7 separate regions of the Mus musculus genome follow, and regions 1, 2, 4, 5, 6 and 7 are each linked to region 3. The links are chromatin loops, found by intact Hi-C in ENCODE. Cell type or tissue: left cerebral cortex. All regions are shown on one strand. Region 1 overlaps Zmiz1 (zinc finger, MIZ-type containing 1). Region 2 holds the start of Gm41110 (a long non-coding RNA gene). Region 3 holds the start of Gm31838 (a long non-coding RNA gene). Region 4 holds the start of Gm41113 (a long non-coding RNA gene). Region 5 has its middle 39 kb from the start of 4931403M11Rik. Region 6 has its middle 21 kb from the start of Gm41110. Region 7 holds the start of Zmiz1 (zinc finger, MIZ-type containing 1).

Region 1 (4,000 bases), 790 kb after region 3:
CCATCCTGGCTGAAGGGGAGACAGGTGTGTGACAGTGACACTGAGGGGACTGGAGTAGAGTGAGTGAGTAGTGTCACTTGCCAACTACACTTTGCTGGACCTTTAGCGGTGAAAGGGCAGGCAGTCTGACCCAAGGGCAGGCCAAGTCACAGCTGTAGCAATATGTTCAGACCTCAGACTAGGAGGCAGCGAGCCACCCAAGTGAGGGGCTTGGGATGTGGGCTAAGAGCAGTGGGAGGAGGGGGACAGGCTAGGAGAGGACCAAGCTCCATGACCTCTGTCCCCCTAAAATTCTAAAGCTGCTTGTCTTAGGGTTTTACTGCTGTGAACAGGCACCATGACCAAGTCAACTCTTATAAATGACAACATTTAATTGGGCCTGGCATCAGGATCAGAGGGTCAGTCCATTATCTTCAAGATGGAAGCATGGAAGCCTCCAGGCAGGCATGGTACAGGAGGAGCTCAGAGTTCTACATCTTCATCTGAAGGCCACTAGGAAAAGACTGGCTTCCAGGCAGCTAGGATGAGGGCCTTAATGCCCATACCCACAATGACTCACTTCTTCCAACAAGTCCACACCTCCAAGTAGTGCCACTCCCTGGGCCAAGCATATTCAAACCACCACACTGCTGGAGGAATAGATTGGGGTGGTACCCTAAAGTCTGGCTTCTATGTTTCCTCTCTCTCTTTCCCTCCTTCCCCCTCCCCACCCCTCATTCCCTCCCTTCTTCCTTCCCTTCCTCCCTCCCTCTTTCTTTTTTCTTCCTTTCCTTTCCTTTCCTTTCCTTTCCTCTTTCTTTCTTTCTTTCTTTCTTTCTTTCTTTCTTTCTTTGTTTTTTTTCTTTCTTGCCAGAGCAAGGTTGTCCCCCTGGTCCTGTTTCAAAACACAGCCTCCAGTCAAGCTATGGGCAGAGTCTCCCAGCCCTGCTGCCAGTCCCCCTCCCCCCTCCCCCAACTCGCGCTGCAGATGTGCATGGTGATTGAATCATTTCTGCACACCGTTGCTCACACAGCTCCCCAGAGATGTGCTACTTGCCTGTGCAAGCTGTCAGGAGATGTGTGTGCTCCAGTGCATCTGGGCCAACAGCCCATGTGTGCACATACCAGCTATGGAGAGTGCAGAGGGGTACGTAGATGTGTGTGCCGTGTGAAAACACCTTTACCTGGAGACGCTCGGGTTTACTCGCTAGGCCTGAGAAGTGGGAAAAGAAAACACAGTATTTGTAAGATGGTTGTGAGGTGCTCTTCCCACACTGGGGTGCTCCGAGTGCCCACTGTACAGTAAAAATTCTCTACCCCTGTGTCCAGGGAAAGACCCTATATGTAAGACAGCCAGATGAGTTCTCGCCTGTTTGAGGCTTCTGTCCACTGTTTTCCACTGGTGTAGCTGAAGAGGTTGGCTTCTTAGTCCCCCTTCAGCTCTCTGCAGTTCATTCTCCAGGAGGCTTTAAGTGCACGGGGCCAGCTTGACCTGAGCGTTGCCAGGAGATGATACTGTCAACAGAAACTTCTCCCAGCACGACCACCCCTGGAAATCGGGAAGACTCAGCCTGACTACCATGTCACCAGCTAAAAACTTCCATACATGTAATGGTCTCTGGTCAGGCATAGCTTCAAGAGAGGCAGTGCCTGGGGCGTTGGGCCATCTGGCAGGGGGTTGGTGGAGTGGTGGAAGAGGCTTTCCGGGAGTTTTCCAGGCTACGGGCTCCACCGCTTGGGCAGAACCTTTGGATTTTAAAGTTGAATGTGCTGCTCCTACTGAGGTGGAGTTTCCAGGCAGCTGGAGCCCTTGGATTCTGGCGTTTGGCAGGCTGCCAGAGGATGGCTAGCCCAGGCCTTCATTTTACAGATATACAAACTGAGGCCCAGCTTCTTGCCCTGTTCACACAGTGGGAGGGTAGCAGAGCAGGTACCCACCCACTGTAGACCCCCCCAGGCTAACTAGAAAGACACAAGGACAGGGATGGCAGGACCACAGAAAAGTTTCCTGATTGAGTCCACACTTAATCAGAGGGCAGCAGACTGGAAAAGGCTACCAGGTTGGTACCAGGTTCTTGGTTGGTAGAGAGCCAGGTCCTGCCTGGGTGCTAGAGCTGCTTCCACTGATGGTTTTGTCTAAAGGCACCTGGAGGCAAACACAGCTGAGTGGTGCTTCTGTGGCAGTGGGGCGACCTCTGCTGGCCGCCAACGGCTTGCCGCTTCCTGACAACAGGGTGCTGTGATGGGGTTCTGGGTGGCCTTGCAAACCACTGGCTTTGGACCAATGGGATGGAACAAGGGCTTCATTTGGGACCCAGCCATGGCTTGAGATAGGAGTACGCAGGAGACTGTGGCCACCGGTCTTGGGGGGACATGGAAAGAGCAGCATGCTAATGGCTAGAAAGGCAGAGGTTTCTAGCTTAGCCCCGCTGGCAGCCTTGCACTTCATCTCTCAAAGGCTTTGCCTCGGAACTGGGCAGCCAGTGAAAACAGTGTGTACAGAAGCCAGGCTGTCCCTTCCATGCCCCACCCCCTTTTCCTGCCTGGTGCTAACCTCTCCTCAGGCCCTAGACCCTTAGCTTTCAAGTCCTTGCACCTTGCAGTGTGGAATTCAGGCCTGCCATCTCTGTTCATTCCTGTGTTATTGGCCCCCATTCTCTACTATTGATACAAGCAGTTTCAAAGTGACACCTCAACTAAGTATAATGTTTCAAGAAGCTCAAACAAGAGCTTCATGGATTCAAGGCCAGCCTGGGCTACATACAAAGACCCCATCTGGAAAAAATAAATGTAAAGGAGTGTGCTGTGTGGGCCTCTTTCTTCAGCTTTTATTTTATAAATGAAAATATATAATAGCTAGATAACTGTAATACCAGCACTGAGGCAGGAGGATTCCCCATGAATTTGAAACCAGTCTGAACTACAATGAGATTGTATTTGGGGAGGAGGGCAGGGACTCCCTCTGTTGTTCCTGTTGTCTGTAATGTCTCCTGACAGTTACCTCTCTGATGTCCTATGAGTCTCACAAGTGTTGGAAGCCCAGCCAGGTCACACCTTGATTCCATAAGATGGAGCCCAGACCTGGACAGATATAGACCATGTCATCTAGGACAAAATCATTATGGGTTTTGGGTTCCCCAAAACAAAATCAAATGGACTGTCAAGTTGGGAACAACTTTGCCCACAGGTATCCTGAAGACCTTTGAATCCAGAGACCCTGTGGAGGTTAGCCTGATCTAGAGTGGTACTGTCTGTCTCTTTGCTATTTGCCTCCTGAAGTGAGGCCTGGGGTCTTGACAGCGTTCATAAGGGAAAAGCAGCCTTGGGGCTGAAAGGTTGCTGACCAGGGATGTGCAAGCTCCTCATACTTGCTAGAAGCTTCCGTGGGTGGGCAGAGCATCCTTAGGCTACCGAAGATATCGATATGTGCAAGCATGTGTCAAGACCTCTCTGAGTTCCTGGTCCTAAATGGCATGGCCTTCCTGGAAGATCCTCCTTGGAGGCAGAACTTGGTGGAGCCACCAGTGACTCTTGTCTCCTATCCATGGAGAAACTGAAGCTTTGAAGCCAGGGACGACTGCACAAGGCCCTCCTGTATTTTAGAGTGCAGGACACCTTCGAGCTTTTAAAATGATGGAGAAGGTAGAGGTGTTCAGAGGACTTGAGAGTCTGGAGTCAGCATCTGGCCCTCAGGATGCTGTGGTTTGTCTAGAGTGCCCCCTGCTGGCTGGTATGCCCATGGAGGTCTTTTCCTGGTTGGTTACAGGCTCTGAGCTGGGTGCTGGTATTTCAGGCCTGGGGTTTCTTTGTGCTTCCTTTCTGGGTCCCCAGCCAGTCACTCGGATGACCTGGATTTGACTTTCTGGGCTTCTTTGGCTCACTACCCTTGTCCTAGCCAGCTTTAGAAGTCAGCCACACACACACACACACACACACACACACACACCGTATATGTATGTGTGTTTGGCTGAATATATATATATATATCTCACATGCACACCAGATACCTGAGGAGCCAGAA
Region 2 (4,000 bases), 110 kb after region 3:
CCAGCTATTAACTATACAAAACGGATCCCTGTACTCCCCCACATGGCTTCAATCAACCTTATTTCGAGAAGTGCCACTTATTGACCAGGGTGAAGCATTGATTGGTTTTGATCATAAGGATAGGGATTCTGATAGCTCACAGACTCTCACCAATAGCTCTCAGCACTCCCGAGATTCCCAAGGAGCATCCTGCTAATGTCAGTATCAATTCACATCTGGTCTAACCTTGGCAAGGCTGGCTCCTTGCTGGCTTTCAACCTGCTCAGTCACTTTTTAAAGTTGTGCTTCCCAGAATCAGAAAACTTTGCCTAAATTTTGATATCAGAAGCATCATAGAACATACCAATTTATACTAAAAATTTCGGACTTTGGGGATTTTTTAGTTAGAAGTCATTTGAAGATATCCTTTTTCCTCTTTTCCTTCCCCCTGTGTTTTCTTTCCCATCCCTTTTCCATCTCTTCTAAGTAAACCTTACAGCAACCGCCCCTGAGCAGGGAGGTCCCTGCCTGCAAAGCAGGTGCTGGTTAATATGGGTCAGTTCTTCCCCTGGGCTCTTCCCTGTCTTGGGATGGTTATTATTTCACAGCCCCTCTATGATCCTTGCTATCCTGTTGGGATTCCATCCTTTCGTGGGCTGAATGCCCTTCCCACTCCTCCGTGCCTTTGTATGGGCCTTTAGTCATTTGTCTTTGAGAACCAAGCCCAGCACTTCAGGATACTGAGGGGCAGATGAAGAGAATAGATAAAGGCACAGATCAATCCTTATAGAGTGAGTGGAGTTGTCCTATGTGCTTGACCAAAGAAAAGCAGCAAGTACCTTCATTTATACCAGGGGCACAGAGAGACTAAGATTAAAAGTCTAGAACCTTATTTTTACCCATTATTTAGGACCAACTCTGCACCTGCAGAGATAATGTGGTCTCTTAAGGTGCCTCGTGTTTTCAGACTTTGGATGCTAACCTGACCCCAGGGTGAAGATGGCATCTGCTAGTTTTTGTTTGTTTGTTTGTTTGTTTGTTTGTTTTTAAAGATTACCACAGTGGTGTCTTGTTTTCTAAAAGCCATTTACAGTAACAAATCTGTTAGGAGAGATACCCTGAAGTCATCCAGATCTCCCATTTCACCACTAACTTTTACCCTCTAGTCTTAAGCTTACAGAACACCATGTCTGCAATACTCATCACCTTGCCCTCACGGTGGCAACTTTGGAACTTCCTTGTATCAGCTGCTATTCTTCTCAAGGGATGAGCTGCCCTCTTCACTCCCTGATTCATTCCTAACCATGACCTTCCATCCTAGGAGTCACACTTTGATACTCTCAGTATGTATTTTGTTGCTGAAAGTGTAACAGCAGTGGCTCTAGGTGCTTCCTCTAGCCTTCCTCCAGCGAGACAGCAGTGACCCAATTGGTTGAAACCTGGAGCCTAGGGCACATAGTAGGTAGTCATTGGTGGCAGGAACTGCTTCTAAACAGCAAGGACCAGGGTGCAGGCAGGGGTGAGTGAGGAAAGTGGAAACAAGAGAAGCTATGTTGCCCCCTGTCTTCTACATACACACACACACACACACACACACACACACACACAGAGAGAGAGAGAGAGAGAGAGAGAGAGAGAGAGAGAAACAGAGACAGACAGAGACAGACAGACAGACAGACACAGAGAGAAACAGAGAAACAGCGTCTGCTTCTCTAAGACCCACACAAGTCTGAAATTCCTCTGCCCTGCCCTACAGCTAAGGAAATTGTGCCTATAGAAGGAAAGGGTTTGGTGGACGCTGCAGAACAGAATGAGCATCCGAAAAAGCAAGAAGCAACCTGGGCAAAAGCCTTGTTCCTGATTCCTCAGCTTAGTACCCATGCTATCCCAAAGGTAGGATGCTGGGTTCCAAGATCAGGCCAGCCAGGGCCCATGGACGAGACAGGAGACTGAGGCAGTATCTCCAGGAAATCCATTGTGTGCATCTTCCAGCCCATCTGAAAAGTGGCCGCCCTACACTAAAATCCCAGCCTGGCACAGTGGGGACATCCAGTCTTCTTCTGACACAGTAGGCAGAACATGAGGTGACAGGCCTATAAGACAAGAGCCTGTACTTTGTCCAACATCTGAACTCTTTCATTCCTGGCTGTCTGTACAAAAACTAGGCCTGTACTGTATATAGCTAGCTTGGCAGAGAATCATTTCATTTTTTAAATCCTGGAAGCATTGGGGTGGGGGTTGGATGGACAGACAGAGACTATGAAGTCTAGCTAGCTCTTTTTAGCCTACAAGGGATGTTATTTTCTAACCCATATATATGCTGTTTGAGTCAGAGTAAGGGTAGGGTCTCCACAGACTCAGTGTATACCACTGAAAATACCAAGCAAGAACACATGTGACACAGCTACTCTACAGAGCACCACTGCACAGCAAGCCTGCCTCCAATATGCTCAGAGTGTTCACACTCACCCACAGCTGGGCAGAATCAACCCACACAAGGCCCTTGTAATAAAGCGCCGGACCACTCATGTCACGTATTGGATACCTTACCCCCCACCAAACGCTGGCAGCCCAGTTCCATGCAGTGCAGGTCATTTTCCACTGTGATCATGTAATTGGCTAATGGACTGTCACTCCCCAAATATCACCAGCCTGGATCTCATTTCACAGTCTGCCTCTGTTCCCCCAGGGCATGCGACTTTCACACCATGGTAAAACTGAAAAATCCTAAGTGACCATCCTACCTTGGGGAACCATCTGCGTGGCTCTATGTGTTTCATCTTTGCAGGTGTCTTGAGCCACAGTCATAGATGCTGTGACTAGGTCTGGGTCAGGGGCTGGAAGAAAAGACACTTTTCCCTCCTGAGCCCTGGCTATTCCCTGCTGTCACTCAGCCTCAGTTGTGGGTTCTCATGTCAGTATCTCTGCCCAATTTTCTGTGACTTCATGGGTCATGGACAGCAAGACCTGCCCAGTAGCTAGGCAGAGTAGTATGTGGGTGCCAGCACTCACACGTGCACCTGCATACATCTGCACAGAGGCTGACCTGCAGCGTGGAGTCAGCCAGGGTGCTTGGCTGGATCTTACTCTTGTCTGGCTATGGCTTCGTAGATCCTTTCCTGACAGGTCTAGAGAGGCCAAGGCACACAGATGGCCATCTGCCTGTCACTCTCCACACACTCCAGGGTAGCTCCCAGCTGTTCCTCTCCCACTTCTTTCTGTTTCAGTGGCTCCATGGACTCTGCAAAGGAATGACAGCAAGCCAGAAAGGCATTGTGGGTGGGACACTGGAGAACATAGAACATGAAGCTGGTTACCTCATCCTTAATCAAGAATTGATTTAAGAAAACTCATGTCTGTGTGTCTCAGTGCTGAGGACTTCAGGATGGGGCCAAGAATAGAGGGCTGGATCCATCTCCTAGTGGGAGAATTCCATGCATGGGTCAACCTCCAGGGTTCAGCAACTTCTGTTCCCAGGAGCCAGACAGGGACAAAGCTCAATCTATACATCTATAAATTCACCCATCCATGCATCCATAAATTCATGCATGCATGCATCTGTCTGTCCATCCATCCAGTCCACAAACTTTATTGGCATTTATGGCATGCTAGAATTTATAAGGCCTAGCAAGGATATTAAGATGGATAAGAGTCATTTGCGTTGATTGATACCAACTTACGTCTCCAGTTTCAAAGCTGACAGCTGGAGAGGATGAGGGCAGTTCCTTTGAGCATGCTGTAGTGACCCCATCCCCTATGGGGTTTCTGGGGAAGGTGAGAACTAGTACACAGATAGGCTGGAGCAGGGCTCCAGATCTGGTGCCTACTTCCTTTGTGCCTTGGTAGAGTTGCCTAATTTAGTAAACTCGATATATTGAGGATGAGTATGTCCTTGTTTAGTGTTGGCAATATTCTTATATAAACAAAATAGATTGAAAGAGAAATGATGGAACAGAAAGGGTTAAATGGAGTGGAGATTGGGATAGCAGGGTAGAGGAAAGAGCATGGTTAGGAACAAGAA
Region 3 (4,000 bases):
ACTTCCTAGAACCACGTCCGACTTTGCTGGGTGTGCTTGGAAGCATGGGGGATGGGGTATCATGTCACTTGTCTCCTTTGGACTCATCTGAATTTGCTATCATGCAAGAATGACCTTCGTAATAAAGGGTATTGTATTTTCAGCAAGGATGTTTAAATCTACAAGCAGTCACCTGGTCTAATCTTGGTTGGTGCAGAAAGAGGGAAGCTCCTCTGTCCCTGTCACTGTGGGTTCTCGTTCCCAAGGGACAACATAGATCCAAAGCTATCTTTCCTCCCCCTTCAACTGTTTCCCCGACCCCAGGAGACCAGTGGCTCCATGAAGGGATAAGGTCATACTAGTTCCTCCTCCAGGCAGTACTCCCTGATTACATGGCCACCATCTCTCATCTGCCCTGGGTATAGATGAGAGTCAGAGGGCCTTAGGACCTAAGGTCATCTGAATATCTATACAGAGAGCTTACAACAGCTGCAGTGACACCATCCCCTTTGGTTTGTCATGTTTCAGGTGTGGGGTTATGTGCCTTTCTGGTCAAGACCAACCAGCCACCCTGAGCATGCCGGGATGGGAGCAGCAGAGGCGAGAGAGCGATGTGTTATTTTACTGAAAGGTCACACAGCCAGGCTAGGGCAAGGCTGGGATTCTACTTCCGATCTATCTGGCACAGGTGACTTCCTTTTCTGTGGCTATAACTCAGTCTTCTCTTCTACTCTGGCTTGAGGTTCAGAGTGTGTACTTGAACTTGCATATAGCCCTGGGGCAGTGCAGTAAGGGATAAATGGTAGAAACCCATGCACTTCTAGCAGATCTTCAAGAATATTCCAAAGCTTTTTCCACCCCCACCCCTACCCCCAGGCTTGGTCAAGGTCACGAGCTGCCCAGGGACAAACTGAGACTCCAACCTGGGTGAGTCTGACTGTCTGTCCCTGACCCTAGCCTGCAGACATGCCAAGCTTCTTCCCTGGATGCTGCAAGTATGACCACTTGAGCGATGCATACGTGGGAACGGAGAGCCTGTCTGGAGCTTGCTTTTGTATGGTCCCTGGGCTAAGACTGTTTGCATTTGGAAAGGTTTATAAAAACAAAAATCCAAAGCTGGAGCTCAGATGCATGCTTGGTTGACAGAGCTTAACGTGTTTCCTTCCTGGTCCTCTCAATTCATATAGAAGACAACTTCTTCATCCCACAAGCTAGTGGTCTCTTCATCGCACTCCAGTGGGCCTGGGCATATTTTAAATGAACATGAAAGGTCTCGCTCTGCGTTAGCCATCATAAAAGGGTGACTCCCTTTTATTTAATTTTTTAATTTTTGGGTGGTGATGGAGGAAGGATCTGTGCCCAGTGAAGAGAAAATGCAGCAATTCCATGGTTGGATTTCTGGAGTGAGGGAAGGATTTTTTTTTTTTTTCTTTCTGAATGGGGTTAAGTGTACCACTGCAGAGATAAACTATCTTACAGCGTTGGAGATCAGCGCTCTAGGTACCAGGCACTTTCCACAGGGCGGTAAAATGGGAGTCCCTGCCCCACCATACACCACCCATTCTGTAGTCAAGACAGTCCTGTACATTGAGAGACAGGTTCTGAAATTGGAGGAGGGCCAAGGAGGCAAGCAGGAAACGCGGGAGGTGCCGCTAGCACTGAAAAGTGAGCCGGCTCTGCAGATAAACGGGAGGGGATGTGGAGCAGGTGGTGCTGGGGCCAGGCAAGGAAACGGCCCCAGTAAAGAGCTCCGAGGTTGGGCAGCCTGAGTGTGGGCCTAGGGCAGTAGGTGTCAGCAGAGGCGAGGCTTTGGGGTTGGCCGGGCCCGCCCCTCCACCGCGCGGCCATTGTCTGAGCCAGCCGCCGCCTTGGCAGCAGAAGGTGACATCTGGTGACTAATGGCCGCGGCTGCGCGCCGCCCTCCTCCCTCCCACAGCGCCCAGGGTGCAGCTGCCACACTGCCAGCTTTTCTCTGTTCCCTCCCACTTCCTCCCCACTGTTCCTCTTGCGGGGCTGGGGACGGGGCGGACAACCGGGACCTGGAAGCAGGACAGATACCAGCGTTTTTTCCAGCTCGCTAGGCCCTCCCTGCGGGTGCCTTGTGTCTCTCGACTCCTTAACGCGCAGGCGCCTTCTCTTCCTCGCTGCAGCAGCCACTACCGTGCGCCCTTGTGGACAGTGCCACCCCTCAGGGATATCTCAGGAAGCAGCCTTGCCCTATGCTGCACATCTTACGGAGGGCACAGCCCAGTGGGCACAGGAGTTCACATGTCTAGGTACCAACACACGGGTGTAGGGCCCCTTGGTTACAATAAATGTCATACATTAGATACCTGAGTGTCTTTTCTGTTTTTGTGCTCACGCACATGGGAGGAATGGTTCTGGCTGACAAACTTGGGGACAATCTATCTCTGCGTTTGGAGACTCTCATAGCCTTGCTCAAAATAGGTGCTCTTTGGGCATGTACCTACACACTCAACACAGCAGGGGATTGTCCTTGTCAAAGTTTGAGGACAATGACAACAATGTAATTCAGATCCTAACCACTCTCTAAGCCAAACTACCCCTCCCCATGTTCATACTCCTGCTAAATTAGATGCACTTAAAAAACTGCATTTAAGAGGCTGAGAGGACGGCTCAGTGGATGAAATGCTAGTTACTCAAGCAGGAAGGCTCGAGTTTGAGTCTCCCCATGGGCTTGTAATTCCTAGAACGGGAGAAGAATCTACGGGGTTCACTGGCAGGCTAGTCTAGAGAAATAGGGGAGCTTTGGGTTCACTGAGAAGAGATTGAGAAATACAGTTCACACTCACACAAACACACACACACACACACACACACATCAGGAAAGAAGGGGGCAGGGAGGAGCAGTGGGGAGGAGGAGGAGGAAGTCCATTTTAAAACTTGGCCAGATGTTCAGCTTCTCTCTTACAAGATCAGAAGCCCTGCCACTGTGAGGCACCTTCCCAGCTGGCCAGTGTGGGTTGTAGCTGGGTTTGAGGTTCCTCTGGCCTCTTCAGCTGCTCACCTCCCTGTTCCGATAATCCACATCTCCTCCCCTGTGGACACTTGCTCTGTCAGTCCTGTGAGTGGCTGGGCTTCCAGGAGAGTTCTTAGCCTCTAGCCAGCAGTCAGAGCCCCAGACCCTTGAAGCTGGCAGTGAAAGTAAGGTGCTTGGTTCTCCTCACAAGCCCCAGCTCTGAAGACCACAGTAAGGAGACGTTCCCCATTGCACGGGGTTAAGGGGACTGTAAGCCAGGGAAGCCCTGTGTCATCCAGAGTACCGTCTTCACGTGATGTCATAGGGTCCTGCCGATGACTCTGAGGTGCACTACCATAATGGCTTCTACTCTAGAGTGGTAGAGGCTGGGGATGAATTGAGGTGACCACCTAGTTGTGAAGTACAACTGGGCACTGCTGCAAAACTTGTAATCTTGGTAGTTGGGAGGCTGGGGCAGAAAAAGCGTTTGAAGCCAGCCTGTACTATGTGTTGAGACCTGTCTCAAACACAAATGACCTCAGCCCAAACCAAGAAAGCAATGAGTTGGGAAGGCAGAAGGACGTAGGGTCCACACTCCTTTTATGTAGATGAGGACAGTACCTCTACTGGTCAGCTCCTGTGTGGGAGATGGGGAAGGGCCTAGGAAGCACTCTTTATGTCTAAGAAAATGACGTACTGTTTGGTTTTCATACAGCAGAGAGCGCCCCGCTGATGTGACTCTCCCTGGCCTCCATCTTGCTGAGGAGCACTGGTTCACAAAGAAAGGTTAATGTTGAAAACCTCCACAGAATGTTCACATGGGAAGCCAGGTGGGTATTGTCTCTCCACAGCACTCACCAGTCCTGTCACATCCCTGTGTCCTCAAGGGTTCTTGCTGCCTGAGAGCTGATGCTGCTCAATGGACCACTTGATCCTAGCCAACACATCCTTCTTTCGAAGGAAGTCTGAGAGTTCACTGATTTTCACAACATCCAAAGTCAAGTGGATAAGATGTGAGTGCCCAAAAGGTTAGGCCTGGGC
Region 4 (4,000 bases), 600 kb after region 3:
TAGTGCCAACGTTCCCACAAAGCCCCTACCTACAGTGTGGACTGCTTCTGAATCCTCAATTACCAGAGATAGTCTACAGGTCCTGGCCTCTCTCTGGGCCAGAAGATAAACAAGATGGAAAATTCTAGACCCTTGATGATCACAGCCCAGATCAAGACGGGAGTAGAGAGTAAAACCACGCCCTGAGCCAAACTTAGGTTGTTGGCTACAGGCACTCTCTCTCCTGCAGCCCACCTATGGAGGAGAGAATCGTGTGTATTTTAAAGGCAGATTCAGATAGGTCAAATGATTTGTTGTAGGTCACAGAGTTGGCAGATAAAAGAGTCAGGCTGTGAATCTACCTGCACCCCAACCTGTGTAGCTCCTAGTCTTCCAAATTGTCTATCAACTACTGGATGGGAGAGTCCCTGGGGTAAGGCCTGGATTCCCCTGCCACCACCTTCTTTGTCCAGGACACGGTGAAGGCTACCAACCAATATCAGAGTGTTGACCCCTGCAAGAAGGAACTAGTGATGACTCTGTGATAGGTAGAGATCTCAGAAGAAGGAAGCTAGCCCACACTTGGCTTCAGTTTTAGAGTCTCTCTCTACATGGAAGCTCTAAGCCCAAGCTAGGGAGTTTTGGGAGCTGGGGTCACCCTGGAGAGAGAGAGAGCAGGGCCCAAGGTTGAAGGTTCTGGACCCAGCCAAGAATCTTGAGTCCTCTTTCCTTGTCTCAGTCTCAGTGTTCACATCCTTCTTCCTCCGGGCCCAGCCATAGTACCATGACCCAGGTAAGCATGGGTGGTTGCCAGAGATTTGGGGGAAAAAGACTTAGTCCTGCCCCTTCCTGCTGGTGACCTCATGTGGTCACAGCTCCCAGAAGAGCTGGACTGGCCAAGGTCCTGCCCTCCCCGGGGTCATGGGGGGAGGGGAGGGCTCCCACAGGTAGAAAGTGAGATTCCATTCTCACAGCCACAGGCCACAGCGGGGCTGACCCACAAGGCCCTATCAGAGCCCTCAGGGACCAATCAGCACCACCAGCCTGCATGGGACCACAACTGGCTGGACACTGAAGTCAGCCTAGCCAGGTCCTAGCAGTCTGCTGGGGCCCTGAGGTCTCACTAAATGGGGAGAGATAGCCCCAAATGACCCACAGGAACACATAAGGAAAAAGGGGAAAGACAAAGTAGAGACATGATAAGCAAATGGATTCGGAGTTAAGAAATGGTCATCCAGTACACACACACACACACACACACACACACACACACACACACACACCAGACCCCCACACAAATGCACTTCTGTTTCCATATGTGCACTTCCTTATGTTCCAGTATTCGTAACACACATCCCTGTATCCCTCTGCACTGTGTGCATGAACCAACCCTCCCTCCATGCCTCCCCCCACTCTCTCGCTCTCACCCGCCCCCACCCCCCGCCCCGCCCTCTGAGCAGGAGTTCTACACTATACTAGCAGCATAAACCCAACCCGGAGTTGACTGATTGCACCGCTTTTGTCAAATGTCAGGGCAGAGCGTTTACAACCTGGCTTTCTCCACCAGACAAGGACACCATGTCCCACTCACACTAAGGCAAAAATGTTTGTGATGACTGTGGCTAAGAACAAGCCTGAGAATCAAGGTCCTGGGCACCCCACCCGGGATTGGGGTGGAAGGGAGACAAATCCGGGTTGTGCGATGCGCTCTGCGCAGCCGCAGCCTGGCTGACTTCTGGGCCCCACCAGGAGGTCGCCTAGCCTAGCGCAGCCAGGAAGTCAGTTCGGAGTGACAGCTCCCCCCTACGCTGTTTGTTTATTCATGACTCATTCGCCTCCACAGACTGGCTCTTCTTTCTTCTAGAAGGAGGGAGGACAGGAGCTGGCGGGCGGGCGGGCGGGAGAGGACGGGAAGGGGAGAGGCCGGCTCCACAATAAACAATGAGGCAGCTGAGGCCCGGCGGGAGCAGCGGCCCAGGCATCCCAGGCCCGCCTGCCCGAGGCTCTCTGTCCCCTATCCCGCCGCCACCTCCGGGCGACCCGGCCGGAGCAGCCGTAATTGGATCTTCGTCTCCTCCTCCCCTTCCCGCCCATCATCGGGGAACCGGTTAAAGACCGGGTACCTCGGCATCACCGGCGGATCCCAACCTGTGATTTGGCTGCCGGGCTTCCCCGGGGCGGCTCGGCGACACCCTGCAGGCCAGGCCCTCCCCCACCGCTGGCCCTGCGTAGGTCCCGGGGTCCCCTCCGCGCGCAGACTCCCTCGCCTGCTCCGGGATAACAGGAGGAAGCGAGGATCCCAGGCTTCAAGGGCCTCATTGTTCTGCCTGGAGGGGCACGTTGAAAACGCCCCAGGATTCGCTTCCTGTGAAAACAGCCTGGGAGGGGGTGAAGGGGGGGATCCACTGTGGAAACGCGTTACCCCAACCCTGAAAGCTACCCAGATTAGACAGGGCGGAGGACATTGTTTTGATTGTTGATGGCTCTTTCTTTTTCTTTCTTTTTCCCCTCGTTTGGGAACCCACCCACCCTCCTTCCCTCCTCGGGGCCAAAGCTAAGTCTTTCGGGCTGTTGAGCAAGTTGGAACTGTGGGGCCGTTTTTTTTCTGCATAAATAAGGCCAGTGAATGGCAGAGCCAGATATAAAGTCTGATTCAACGATTCAAAAGAAAGCAGGGGCGATGAGGTGGGCATGCCAGAGGAAGCATTCCCCCAGCACGGCCCTCTGAGTCATGTCTTGCACCAGGAGGGGAAAAACAGACCACATCAGGCCACAATATGTCACATGCCTCCAGCAGAGGCATGGGCCTGCACGGCACCGTGGGGGACCTAGCTCCTTCCTCCACAGCTGGGTCAGCAGAGAAGAGGCTTGGGCAGACAGAGGTGGGGGCTACTGGTCCCAAGGTCTTCTCCCGACCCTTTCCTAATTGTCCTTGGATAAAGATGATGCTAAGATGGTGCAGAGCACAGCGCCTGCTAGGTGCTGAGCCTCTATAAGACAGGTTCTTTTATATCCCATATATACATAAGGAAGTTGGGCCTAGAGTCAAACAGTCCACGGGGTCGGGGAGGCAGCCCAGCAGGTCACCAACACTTCTAAGCCCTAGACTGAGACCTCAGGACATGAGGACGGCGACAACTACCTGAGGGGCTCCATCCAGGTGAGATCTTTCACCTCCTCTGCCTTTTATTTTTGCCCCAGCCTCATCACCCATCGAGTGCCCTTCTTATCATGCTTGGCATTTTGTTTTCCTGCCCCCCACCCCTTACATGCCATCAAGAATGCAAGCTTCATGAGGGAAGGATGCTGATTCGTTCAGGAATGAACGAATGGATCCTACACACACAAAAACCACGTTTGTGGCATGGAGATTCCTTGAGCCATGGATGGATGGATGGATGGATGGGTGGATGAGTGGATGGATGGATGGATGGATGGATGGATGGATGGATGGATGGATAGGTGGATGAGTGGGTGGGTGGATGGATGGATGAGTGGGTGGGTGGGTAGATGGATGGATGGATGGATGGATGAGTGGGTGGGTGGGTGAGTGGATGGATGGACAGACGGAAGGATGGATGGATGGATGGATGGATGGATGGATGGATGGATGGATGGATGGATGGGGGATGGATAGATGAATGGGTGGATGGGTGGATGAATGAGCAGGTTTCCCCTGTTGACCATTCCTCCTACCTTTGTGCATGTGGGTAACTGCTCCTGGGACCTGGCCACGCTTGCCACTCCTGTGCCTTCCTCTGGTCACCTCCTCATTGTTCTTCGTCCCTCTAGACCTGACCGATCCTCCCTTCCTTATCTCCCACTGACCCTTCTAGATCCCTGCTTCCTCTGAGGACACACCCTCTGTCCTGTGGGCCTCCCAATTAATCCCATGCCTCTTTAACATCCTGGATGGGTTTCTGGACCATGATACTATTAGTTCCACAGGATGGGGGTTCCCCTCAAGCCCAGTGTCACCTGTCACATTTCTATAAGGCACTCCACTTTCCCAGTACCACTC
Region 5 (4,000 bases), 200 kb before region 3:
TAGTTATTCCACCAGTCTCTGACCCATCTTTGTCCCTGCACTTCTTGTAGGTGGAACATGTTTTGGATTAAAGGTTTTGTGGGTGGGTTGGTGTTCTTATCCCTCCACTGGGAGTCCCGCCTGCCTGGCTATAGGAGGTGGCCACTTCAGGCTTCATGTCTCCCATTGCTAGGAGTCTCAGCTAGCGTTACCCTCATAGACTTCTTGGGCCCTCCCCCATCCTAGATCTCTGGAACATCCTAGAGATGTCCCCTCTGCCAGCTGACGTCTTCCATTCACTCTCCTGGCCTTCTCTCCTAATCCCTGCCATGTTTTCTTCCCTATCCCATCCCTCACCCAGTCCCCTCCCTCTATCTGCTTCCTATGACTACTTTATTCCCCCTTTTGAATGAGATTCAAGTGTTCCCTCTTGGGTCCTCCTTGTTATTTAGCTTCTTTGGGTCTGTGGATTGTAGTGTGGGTATTCTGTACTTTATGGCTAATATCCACTTATTAGTGAGTACATATCTTGCCTATTTTAAGTAATTTTTAAAACAGATTTTTCTGATTTTTACTTGATGTGTTTGAATGTTTTGCCTGCATGTGTATAAGTATATAACATGTATACATTGCCTGAGGAGACCTCAGATGTCCTAAAACTGGAATCATACATAGTGAGCCCCATGTGGACTCTGAGAACCTCTGTCTGGTCCTCTGCAAGAGCAGCAAGTGCTCTGAATTGCCAAGCCATCTCTCCCACTCTAGGCTTAAGCAGTTTTAAGTCCCATTAGGTTATGGACCTTGGAATGGGGACAAATTGCTAGGCCAGTTGTACAACTTAAGAGATTCCCAATTCTTCCAAACTTCTACCTCAACTAGGTGAGTCAGAAACTCTGGAGCAGGATTCTGGTGTTAGTATTAATGAAGGGTACTAGAGAGATTCCAGGGTGTGGTCACAGACTGGGAACATCTGGGCCAGAGACATCTGTGGGACAGGCAGCAGAGTGTGGGGGGTGACAGAGACCAGGCAGGGAAGACATGAGCTTGTGTGGGTTGGTTAGGACATGAGTGAGACAAGAGTCATTCTTCCAGGTCTGCGAGTTCTGCATGCATGGGTAGAGTCATCCTTGGACTGAATAGAGTTGAAATGAAATTGCACCCGTACCCACCACACACTCACTTCCCTCTGTGTCATGATCCCTTATATGATGCAGCATGACCATTGTTCACACACTGCTGCAATCAGTCGTCCAGAGGTGATGTGGAGACTCCAGGAGGATATGGAGCGATGTAGGTTTTATGCAGTCAGTGTATTGCTTTACCTAAAGTACTGAGGATCTCAGCGGCATGGAAGAAAAGATGGAACCAGGCCCATTGGTATCAGTGGGCAATGAGGTATTAACCTATGTGACTAGGGATTTCAGTATTCCTGTATAGGCACTTATATGATGTATGAATGGATATGCATACATGTGAGAAAGTGTGTATGTGTGTGCATGTGTCTGTACACCAGTAGCATTACACATATACATGAGTATAGATGACTTCATTGGTGTAGTTATGGGCATTTGTGTGTGTGTGTTCACATGGTCACGAATATGTGTGAGTGCATGTGTGTGCATATGTGCATATGTGGTTTTACATGTTGATGGCAGCATCTGCATGGGAAGGGTGCTATGTGTGTGTATGTGTATACTGGTATATACAGGTGTGGATGTTTATGTGTGGATACTTGTGTATGTGTTTGGCCATATTCCTAGGTCCTTGTGTTGGCATCAGCATCTGTGTTTGGTGCCGCATGTGTGTGTGAGAGAGTGTCTGTGCAGGGGAGGGCCTGGGCTGTGGAGTTAGGGGTCTTCTCTTTGCTCCCAACAGATGGCCCAGCAAATGAGTCCCCCTCTGCCACCTGCCTGATGCACTCTCTAGGGCTCTGCTTCCTCCCTCCAGTCCTGCTGGCAGCCCTAAGCTGTTTCCTCCCTCCCTCACTTCCCCCTGACATCTGCCCTCCTTGGCTGGTGAGTGGAAAAGATGGTGTTAGGAAGAGCTGAGATGCCGGGCAGGCCTGGCCTGCACCCACTTTGGCAAGACCAGAGAGTAGGTGGGGGCTCTAAAGTTTCGTTCTGTCCTGTACACGTGTATATGTGCACCTGTGTGTGCTCATGTGTGTGCATGTGTGTGTCTGGGACTGCAGCAGGGAGGGTGCAGCGTGCTGCTGTCTCCTGTGCCTGGGCTCTGTTGTCAGGGCTCTGTCGTCAGGGTGGCAGGCCGCCCAGGATAGCAAGCCTGTGCTTTGCAGACAAAAATGCCAGATGGTGAGGATAGGGGGTGTTCCTGGCCTGGCTGCCAAGGGCGAGGAGGCTTCTGTGCTCTGGAGAGCAGGCCTGTGAGGCTCATGTGGGCTGCTGTGGCTTCTTGTTTTGTTTTGTTTCTTCGTGGGAAGATGTCATGTATTTTGCATATCTCAGGATTCATTTCCCTTTGGGTTTCCATCAGCTTGTTAAACAATATGGCTCTCAAGTTCCAGCTATTTTGAAGCAAGAAGAGTACAGTTTCCTGCAAGGGAGACAAAAATCCTTATTTTATTCAGGAAATATGTATTTATAGAGTAGTTCGAACAGCATCATCAAAGGGGATAGCTGGGGAGGCTCGGCTTCTAGATTGTCAGCGAGCCCCAGGGTGGACAGAGGTGGATCTGTTCCATCCAGCAAACGGAATCATCCAAACTGTGCTTCCTACTCCAAACTAGATCCGTTCTGGGTAATCACTACACACCATGGCGGGGCCAGGCTTGCTCAGGTACACAGCAGGAAGGCATCAGACTGAGCTGTGTGTGGCCCATTCCTACCAGCACTGTGTCTGCTGGAGAAAGCCCGATGCTTTGTTTGCACCTGAATAACCCTTAAGCAGCCTCCCTGCTGGCCGGGAACTGTGAGAGGGCCTATTGGGTGTGAGAAGCTGAGGGGTAGGAGGCCCTACTGACGCCTGCTTGCAAACACAGCTGGAATCCTGGTGAAAGGAAGCAAGTTCTGCAAGGGAAACTGTTAGCTGCTCACAGAAACAGCCAACTCCCTGACTCCAGCATCAGCATTCTGTGCCTGCTCCCAGACCCTGGAGATTCTTCATGTTGAATAAGGTCCAACTCCCTCATCCCAGGGCCCAAGCCATGGGATTTATCATCTATTCTGTCACTGGGGCAGAAGCGATGGCTCAGTGGGTAAGACACTAGCTGCACAGGCATGAGGACCTCGGTTTGGATCCAAGCACCCTCATAAAAGCTGGGCATGGCCATGCACATCTCTATTTCTGGTGCTGAGGGGCATGGAAGCAGTAGGAATCCTGAAGTTTACTGCCCAGACAGCCTAACTAAAAAAGTTGGTGAACTCTAGGCTCAGTGAGAAACCCTGTCTCAAGAGACTATGGCAGAGAGTGGCATACAGAACGTTTAGCATCTGCCCTCTAATCTTACACACACATATGGACACATATCCACCCATGCATGTTCACACACATGTATACAACATATACATATGTATGCCAAATAAACCTAGTCCCCCAAACCTAGAAAATATGCATTTTTCTTTTCTTTCCTTCTTTCCCTCCTTTCTTCCTCCTCTCCCTCCCTCCCCCCTCTCTCCCTCTCTTCCTTCCCCTCCCTCCTTCCCTCCTTCCCTCCTTCTCTCTCTCTCTCTCTCTCTCTCTCTCTCTCTATTTGTTTGAAACAGAGTCTCTCTGTATAGCAATGGCTGTACTGGACTCACTATGTAGGCTACCTTAAATTTATAGAGATCTACCTGCCTCTGACTCCAGATTCTGGGATTAAAGGCATGTGCTGCCATACCTGGTCAGGAACTATTTCCTTATTATTTGTATATTATATTAATATATATTAATGTTAATTAATATTAATACAATATCTTGACAAGCTATTATAGCAGCAGATACATCAGAGAGAAAGTCAACTATCACTCAGGATGTCCTGAAAAGCCTGTCACTATGTGCAGAAAGCCTGTCCTATACCTTG
Region 6 (4,000 bases), 130 kb after region 3:
TGTCCCCAGGCACAGGAGGACATGGGATCTGGGGTGCTGGGTCTTGCTCCATGTGCCCTCCACATCCTGTATCAGGCAGAGGTCACCTGTCCTCTCTGTTTCTTAGTAGGTGTGGGCATCTGGAATTCTACCACCAGAAAGAAATACCGACTTTTTTGCATCTTGTAGCTCCATCCCCCCATTGTGGTCTTGCAGACCCTCAGGCCCTTGGGATCAAGGACCCAATACAGTGAGGTGGCAATGCCCCATGGGTCAGAGAGTGCTGTGTGGACGAAGGCAGATCCTGGAGCCATCTGGGTCTGTTTGGGGCTATGTCCTCACAGAGTAGTAGGATGTCCTCTTACTGAGCTCCTCTGTCACTCCAGAAGCTTGGGTACACAGAGAGCTCTCCCTTGAGAGACTGGAACCTTGTCTCAGAGTCCCTAGATCAACCCTAGTGTTGTCAAATCTGTTAATAATTTAAACCAGACTCCAATAAAAATAGCCAAGACTCAATACTACCCTGCAAGCATCCAAAGGAAGTCAGCTACCTACAGCCTTCAGTCAGCTACCTACAGCCTTCAGAAAGCCTCATCTAGACTTCCCTGTGTGCCAGGTTTGATGTTTGCCTCCCCCAACCCCACTGCAGTATCAGGTAGACCTCATGCTGCCCTTGCATGGTAATGGGTCTTTTGAAAGCAAGGAAACGAGGCACAGAGCAATGAAGCACCTCTGATATCAGATCACAAAGGTACCTTGGGCAGGCGGGCAGGCAGACCGAAGGGGGCCTAAAAGGCAGAGATTGCATGACTTCCTTTGACCTCAGCCACCTCCCAAGATTGTCCACTTCACTGATGAACAAGAATTACCCTGTTTGCCAAAAATTACCTACTCCTTAGACACAGAGAACTTGAGTGTTGGGAAATGGCCATCCAGACATAAAGCATGGCTCCCCACTGCCATGGCCACCCACGGACCCACCATGGGAGGAATCAATGAACCCTAAATACTATGTGGTTCTTCTGAAAGTAGGTCCACAAGGCTCCACACACACCATGGGTGGAGGCCCTTAGTAGATGTTTTGGGGATAAAGCCTGGGAACCACTGAGTCAGATGAGGCCGAGCAAGCATCTTGAGAGCATTAAGTCTACTGCTATGTCTCACTGCTGTCCTGGGGGTTGTGGCATCCAAGGCCCTCTAACTTAATTTATCCCAAGCTGCCCCTTCCCTTGGCAGCACAACAAATATCATTTGTTCGCCAGCAGCTTCCCCTTGGGAAATGAGGCTCTTGTTCTGGTTGAAAAAGGTACCCTGAGAAGAATGAGCAGATGAAGGCACAGGGATGGGACACAGGGATGGGCACAAGAGATGCTTCTGGCAGAGATGCCTGTGTTCAGATTATAAAGGGAATGAGGCATAGAGGTGGGAAAGGTTCAGTAGTGCAGGTGGGTGCTACAGTTTTGATCTATAATTTTCTCCAAGGCCAATGAATTGAAGGGTTAGTCCTCAGCATAGAGCTAACTAGGAGGAGGTGGCACCTTTTTGGAGGTCCCCCTAGTAAGGGACCTTTATGTCATTAGGGGTTATTTTTGGAGTTGGAGAGAATAAGAAACCCCTCTCTTTTCCTTTCTCTCTTACCCACGATTCAAGTGGTTTTGTTCCTTTATATGTTCCCACCACAACAGACTTCCACAGGCCCAAAGTAAGACATCTAAAGCATGAGCTAAGAGAAACCTTTTCTCTTTATATGTTGTTTTGTCTCGGGAACTGTTCTAACAGCAGAGAACTGACTGACACAGTGGTCACCCTTACTGGTAATGGGTGAGAATGGCACATGTCCAATTCGGCTGAGGCTGCTTCACTAAATTGAAAGGGGAACAGTGATGCATTAGGTGGCTAGATAGAGACACAATCTGTTTGTGGGGGCTAGAGATGGCAATGGCGGGCACAGGGCACTGTTTACAGACCTCTCCATTACTTTGGGGAACCCACTGTATTCTAATGAAGGCTGATGCCCAACAGAGTAAAGGCCTCTTTGCCAAACCCAAGGCTGAAGGCCACCCCTTCACAGAGGGTAGGTAGCATTCTTCCACACATTCCTTCCTGTCAGGCAAGAGGTGCCACAGGAGAGAGATGTCATTCTATTTCTAAGATTGTCTAAAGATTCCAAAAAGCTTCCGCTCAGCCCCAAAGCCAGAGGAGAAAGAGAGAGAAGTGTTTTCCAGGCCTGGGCAAACCTGGATGTGCGCAGCAGAGAAGGCAGGACTGTTAATTAAAACCCACCTGGGACTGTGCCAAATGGGAGAGAAAGACTTGGGACCAGGAGCCTGGGCGAAGAGAAGGAGGGAGGAGGTAGCGGTCTATTTATAAGCCACTTCTGGCACAGTCTGCCCAAGTTCTTCCAACTAAGGAAATGCTTGCATCCCTGTCTGAGACAGCATCTGATCACTGTGGCTCTGGTTGAAGACAGTTTTAGCCTTCTGCAGACACACGTAAAATCTACATCCGCTGTCCAGTGTGTGTGTGTGTGTGTGTGTGTGTGTGTGTGTGTGTGTGTGTGTGTGTGTAGGGGGAGAGAGTAGTAAAGTCCTTCTGTGGGATGCAGACTTCCCTGGAGGGTCAAGAAAAAGATGTGCCCAGAACTGGTCTGAGTCAGACCCCTGAGCATCTTTTCATACAGGCTCTGCCCTAATCTTGCTGCTGGACAGAATCTCCCATCCCGAGGGAGGGTCCACCAGACCCCTCCTCCTCTCACAGGCTACCAGGTCATTACCTCCTGAGTTCATTTTCCCCTGCTTGGTTTTATTTACTCTATGTCACACTGATTGCCCCAGGCCTGGCCCCCAGATACATCTTGGGTATATAATGGCATATTGGAGGTGAGAATAAGATACAGCTTTCTCTGCTGCCCTTGAATGCTTACACATATGCCTGGCTAGGAAGCCACCCCTCAAGGACATTGAGGTACATTCTGGAACCTCTCAGTCATTTTCAAGAGTAGAAATAATCCCCTTCTCAATACGTGAGCCATCAGTGTAGACCAGGCACAAGCTCTGTCCACATTTGCTTCAGAGCTACTTTCCCGACCACATGGGTGGCCTGGTGACAGGTGACAGGTGACACTGTATGTTTCTCTTTCTTACTATGTAGTTATAAATTTAGTTATGTCTCCCCTAACTAAGTGCATTGACACCCCCAGGTTTTTAGATGTGTCTAGAAGTTGAGGTCTTATAGAGTTGAGTCAGTTAAAATGTTGACTCTAAATGGGACACTGAGTCAGTCTAACTGACTCCTTGTATGAAGAGGAAGTGTGGACACAGGACAACAAGGAGGGAAAACATAGAGACGCTTAGAGAGGAGACATGGAAATGGGGCATGATGGAGTACTGCATCTCCCAACTGAAGAGCCCCTAGAACACCAGGCACCAGCAGCCAGGAAGGATTCTCCCTAGAGCTACAGTAAGCATAGCCTCATCAGCAACCCTGCTAGGACCTGTATCCTCCACAGTGGTGGGACTGTGTATATGTGTTGTTTGAAGCTAATCTTTGTGGGATCTCATTACAGCAGCCAAAGGGATAAATGAACATCTGTCTTTCCCCTCTGGTTTCCCAGGGCAGTCAAGAGAGGATGCTGTGGAGGAGGAGGAGTGCTTTCTACAAAGGTGTTGAGGTCTGTGCCTAAGCTACCATGATTTGAGGGGTACTGTGTTCTTATGGTCTCCTCCTGTCTCACACAGCCCAGGGCTCTACCAGTTGACTTTTTGTCCCTTCTTCTTGGCTCTGGGGAAGCCTGCACCCTCTCTCTACTACAACAGGGACCTACTGACTGCTTACTCCATCCCACCCACAGCTTGGGCTCTATTCTCAATAGAGCATCTCTCAGCCCTAGTCCTGGAGGTGAAATGGATACTTCTGGGCTTCTTTCTGCCACTATAGGGTGGATTGGGTTCCTGAAATACAGCTGACCTCCAGATGGACAGTGAGGGGCTGACCTCACTTCTCCATGGGTACCCCAATTTCT
Region 7 (4,000 bases), 680 kb after region 3:
ACTTAAGCCTGCTGGAAAGGTGGGTGTAAGCAGAGCCTGCATTCCACAACCCCCAGTCTGGTGGGTTCGGAAGCTGCCTTCTGAGCCAGGGGGAATACAGGAACCTGAGTCGACTTGACAGAGTGGACTTTCCATCTCTGTTTCCACCCAGGCCCTACTGCTGCTGAAGCTGAGACTGGGAACTCAGGGAGTAGACAAACACCAAGGCTTGATCAGTGTTATGAGACTTAGCCTTTAGTTTACAGAGGGCTCAGAAAGGGAGAACAACTTGCCCAGGGCTACACAGAATTTCTGGATAAGAATGCAGAGTGGCTGGCTAACAAGATGCCTCGTTAATGAGAGTCTGAGCAGCATGTGGACAAGATTGACAGTTCACTTTCCTCTGGAGGGGACAGTAGTGTCCCTAACTGCAGGCAGTAAGTGAATGTCATGATGTCCTCACTCAGCACACAGTAGGCACTAAATAAACCATCCCTTCTAGGACTCCAGAGGGGGCCAGCTGGCCCAGTAACCCCTTGAGCAGAGAAACAGAGATAAGGAGGGCCTGGGAATCCCAGTGCTTCAGGTGTGGGCCCTCAGAAGAGGCCTGGGTGTGAGTTCTTAGATTTACTGCCCTCAAGCTGTCATGCTTGGTGGGCGGGGAAGGCTGAAAGCAACATGGGCTCTGTCCTGCTAGACTCCTCCAGCCTCTGCAGCTACTTCTGGATTTCCAGGTGTACATGTAGGCTAGAAATAAGGGGTTGGGTACCAGCAAGATGGCTCACCATTGGTACACCCTATCAAGACTGAGGATCCAAGTTCAATCCCTAGGACCTACATTGGTGGAAAAAGAGAAATGATTCCTCAAAGTTGTCCTCTGATCTTCATGTGTGTCCCTCCCCTCAAATAAATAAATAAACGAGATGTAATTTTTTAAAGAAAGGGGATGGGACAGGCCTTCTTCTGGGCAGGAGCTTTTGAACATGAATGTTCACCATAGGTCACCATTTTCTCCACTTCTTAGAGGTGACTAGCTCAGGTTACTTACAAATTTGGAGAAAGACCCACAGAGCTGAGTGCCCTGACTTGGTGGTCATCAAGGGAACGGGAGCTGGCCCTGCTGTTGTTTGGGTCTATTCTTGCATCTTAAGGCTGACAGGGGCTTTGGTGCTGAGGACGGTGGTGGCCTCCTGGGTGTGCTGATGCTGTGCCTGAGAGCAGGATGCCTGTGGCTTCTTCAGCAAACTGATTTCTCATCTTTCAAGTCCAGCTTTCCAGGATTTCTCAGACTGCCCTGCCCAACCCGGGCCATCCACAAGCTGGGGTGGAGTCGGGGGAGGTATTCTTCTTGTTGTTGTAAATGTACTGGGACCAGGCCATTCCAGTGTCCCTAGAGGTCTGGAAGTGATTTCATGCCACCCACTTTCCCCGGGGATACTCAGCTGCCACCTGTGGGTGGGTGGTGGAGCAAGTTGCTAACAGTTCATCTCTTGTGACAGGTCCGAGGACTGAGGCCAGAAATGAGCACCGCCCCCACCCCACCCCCACTTGCACCCGAAAGCAGCAGGAGTCAGAATTTGCCTCCAGAAAGGTAGCTTCCCCCCCCCCCCCCCGCACCCAGATACCCTTGCCCAATGTCCCTGTGGACCTGAGCTGCAGTCTACCCTCAGGAATTCCAGGCTGAGTTCTCAGCTGCCAGACAGTCACAGCTTTGAGAATGGATTCAAAGCGAGCAAACGCATTTTGCCTTCTTGTCTTGGTGATGGAAGGAGTGATCTCTCTGGCCCTGAAGGAGTTCAAGCCGAGGTCAGATCAGCCAGCCCTCTGAAGGATATTCTAAACTGGGGGTCTGTGATGGGGGGAGCTGTCCGGCCGGCTCCCCTGTCGGCCTGCGGTGCGCTCTGATCACCACCCAGGAGGCTCAGGACTCACGAGTCTGCGTGGCACGTCTGCGCTCCCCTGCGGACCTCGTCAATCAAACTGCCGCCTTGGCGAGGCCAAGACTTCATCCGCCCGCCCCAGGCCCTGAGAAAGACCCCCGCCCGGGCTGCCTGCCCAAACCCGCCCCCAGCGGTGTCATTGTTCTCTGACGTCACGCGGCGGCTCCGCCCCTCTCCCCCCACTTTTCCTCCCCACCTCCGGTTCCCCCGGCTGGCGGCCAAGCAGCCTCCGACGACCCGGCAGTGCAGGGCTCCCCCCGCGGCCCGGCCAGGGCTGCGCCCCCTTGCGCTCTTCCCAACTTGCCTTTGTTATTCCAGCTCCCTTCCTCGCCTCGCCTCCGACACCGTGGCTGCCTGCAAAACGCGGAGCACGGAGTTATCGCCACACCTGGAGTCCCTAGCGGGCTCAGACCCAAGCCTCCCCCGCCTGTCCTGAAGGGGAGCGCGTGCGCGCGCGCGCGCGCGCGCGGGTCCAGCCTAGACGCTTGTTGTCTTTAGGACTACATTACCTCTAATCGAGAGGCGGGTGGGGTTGAGGAAGGGATGTGGAAGAGTAAGGGGAACATGTGTGGTATGTGTACGCGAATGTGAGAGGTAGTGCACGGGGGAATGCCTCGTGTTTTGTTTTGTTTTTAAACGTACCGGGGGTGGTGTACACTATATTTGTGTGTTCAATTGTATGACTCCAGGTGCACGGGCATAACTGGGATGGAAAGTGTGTGTACAAGTGTGTGGAGGGGGTCATGCGTGCTATGAGAAGTATGCGTGCCATGCTGTAAGGTAGGCGCAAACCCGTTTGCCGTTTGTGTAGGAGTTTCTGTGTGAGTGGTAATGGACAAGAGCCAAAGGGAGTGCGCACTTGGATACACTTGGGGGCCGGTCTGTGAGGGGAACCTCCGCAAGTGAGCGCACCTAACTGCTTCGTGAGTGCTCTTCGCCACTGTAGGAGTGGAGCCCAGCCCTGGGCTGTGGGCTTGGTTGGGTTATTTCCACCTCTGCAAAGCGGGAGCGCTCGGCTCTCAGCGCCCCAGGCGCTCCCTACCAGGCACTAAGGCGTCCTTGCTCTTAACTTCAAGTAGTAGTGGGTATTTATGGTTCTCGCTGCACCTCTCGCTCTTTCTCAAGATGTCAATGGAGGCGCACTTTAGTCTCCCCTGCGTCACCGGTGGTAGTGAAGGTTAGGGTCCTCTCACCCTCTCTCACCCTGTTTTAGGAATAATCCCAAAATCTACATGGAAGTTTCGCACACAGTGTCTCATTAGCAATCCAGTCACCCCAATTCAGATAGCTGACAGCACCTGAGGTCTCAGTGCACTCCTGCAGGGGACCAGTAGGAAGCGGGGTACGCCTTCTGGAAGTAATTTTGCTCCTACCAATGTGATCCCTTCCTAGGCACATCAGTCTCTCCGCTCCAAACTTATGGGATGCGGAGAGGGGGGCGTTAAAGAGCAGCGAAGGGAGGCGAGAAGAGGGACGAGAGTGAACGAGCAGCAGAGGAGGGTGAGGGTGGCGCGGTGCCTAACAGGGTTCGGAAAAGAGCTGAGACCTGGGAACGGAGAAGAAAGGGAGGAAAAGAAGGGAAAGGAGAGAGGCGGAAAGGAAAGGAAAAGAGAAAAGGAGAGCGCAGCGAGCGCGCAGATGGAGAGCGAACCAAGGCAAGCAGAGCTGCGCGCCGGAGGCGCGGCACTCCGCTCCCGCCGTGACTCCGTGCCGGCTTTTGCGGGAGGCCGGCGGCGCGGGGCCCTTTGGAAATAGAATAGCCAATGTAATCTGACACTTCAACTTGCTCGGCTCCGGGCGAGTTGATTCACTTACTCACCCCCTAACGCCGAGTTCCTTTTCACTGTCTGTGGACATTAAAAAAGCGAGCGGCGGCGGCGGCGGGCGCCCGGGAGAGCAAGCTGCCGGCCGGGCGAGCAGCGATCCGGCTGCAGAGCAAGCGAGCAGCGCCCGCGCAGCGCGCTGACCCTAGCCCCGGCCGGTGAGGAGCCGGAGCCGGAGTCGGAGCCGAGTGGATTTCCGCGCTCTCGCTGCGCTCCTCCCGGCTCCAGCCTGCCCTACACGGCGGTGGCGGCGGCGCG

What was found. A loop is a pair of places that touch in the nucleus more often than their neighbours do. Peaks named below come from ENCODE experiments on the same cell type or tissue, not always from the same donor. Only the 100,000 strongest peaks of a DNase experiment are listed, where the experiment ranks them.
Region 1: a loop joins it to region 3, with 2.1 times the contacts of the local background. A loop is called at or near these places in 9 of 42 quality-filtered maps.
Region 2: a loop joins it to region 3, with 2.1 times the contacts of the local background. A loop is called at or near these places in 4 of 42 quality-filtered maps.
Region 4: it touches region 3 in a loop (3-fold over the local background); 3 of 42 quality-filtered maps call a loop at or near these places.
Region 5: a loop joins it to region 3, with 11 times the contacts of the local background. A loop is called at or near these places in 2 of 42 quality-filtered maps.
Region 6: a loop joins it to region 3, with 2.5 times the contacts of the local background. A loop is called at or near these places in 3 of 42 quality-filtered maps.
Region 7: a loop joins it to region 3, with 2.7 times the contacts of the local background. A loop is called at or near these places in 12 of 42 quality-filtered maps.

The regions. Positions count from the first base shown.
Region 1 is chr14:25,563,747-25,567,746 of GRCm38, forward strand. All of the region lies in intron 3 of Zmiz1 (zinc finger, MIZ-type containing 1), which reads left to right. Among named protein-coding and RNA genes, the nearest start is that of 4931406H21Rik, 21 kb to the right of the region's middle. In left cerebral cortex, CTCF peaks have their summits at 2,178 (motif pointing left), 2,377 and 3,692 (motif pointing left); DNase peaks (open chromatin) are centred at 1,727, 2,165 and 3,695.
Region 2 is chr14:24,887,849-24,891,848 of GRCm38, forward strand. Gm41110 (a long non-coding RNA gene) reads right to left here and starts at 3,074. Exons shown (of 4, transcript XR_874421.2): 1 at 3,026-3,074. In left cerebral cortex, no CTCF peak of the experiment used is centred here; DNase peaks (open chromatin) are centred at 2,216 and 3,217.
Region 3 is chr14:24,777,407-24,781,406 of GRCm38, forward strand. It overlaps Gm31838 (a long non-coding RNA gene), which reads left to right and starts at 3,672. Exons shown (of 7, transcript XR_874416.2): 1 at 3,672-3,789. In left cerebral cortex, a CTCF peak has its summit at 1,784 (motif pointing right); DNase peaks (open chromatin) are centred at 1,155 and 1,956; H3K4me3 peaks cover 865 bases; H3K27ac peaks cover 2,354 bases.
Region 4 is chr14:25,376,332-25,380,331 of GRCm38, forward strand. All of the region lies in intron 1 of Zmiz1os1 (a long non-coding RNA gene), which reads right to left. Gm41113 (a long non-coding RNA gene) reads left to right here and starts at 2,946. Exons shown (of 2, transcript XR_874439.2): 1 at 2,946-3,139. In left cerebral cortex, a CTCF peak has its summit at 1,705; DNase peaks (open chromatin) are centred at 1,769, 2,171 and 2,700; H3K4me3 peaks cover 1,424 bases; H3K27ac peaks cover 2,163 bases.
Region 5 is chr14:24,576,724-24,580,723 of GRCm38, forward strand. No RefSeq gene overlaps it. Among named protein-coding and RNA genes, the nearest start is that of 4931403M11Rik, 39 kb to the right of the region's middle. In left cerebral cortex, no CTCF peak of the experiment used is centred here; DNase peaks (open chromatin) are centred at 2,276 and 2,733; H3K27ac peaks cover 2,113 bases.
Region 6 is chr14:24,909,486-24,913,485 of GRCm38, forward strand. No RefSeq gene overlaps it. Among named protein-coding and RNA genes, the nearest start is that of Gm41110, 21 kb to the left of the region's middle. In left cerebral cortex, no CTCF peak of the experiment used is centred here; a DNase peak (open chromatin) is centred at 2,328; H3K27ac peaks cover 1,205 bases.
Region 7 is chr14:25,455,522-25,459,521 of GRCm38, forward strand. Zmiz1 (zinc finger, MIZ-type containing 1) reads left to right here and starts at 3,664. Exons shown (of 24, transcript NM_001310666.1): 1 at 3,664-4,000. In left cerebral cortex, CTCF peaks have their summits at 2,203 (motif pointing left) and 3,206; DNase peaks (open chromatin) are centred at 1,392, 2,230, 2,811, 3,651 and 1 more place; H3K4me3 peaks cover 2,891 bases; H3K27ac peaks cover 2,411 bases.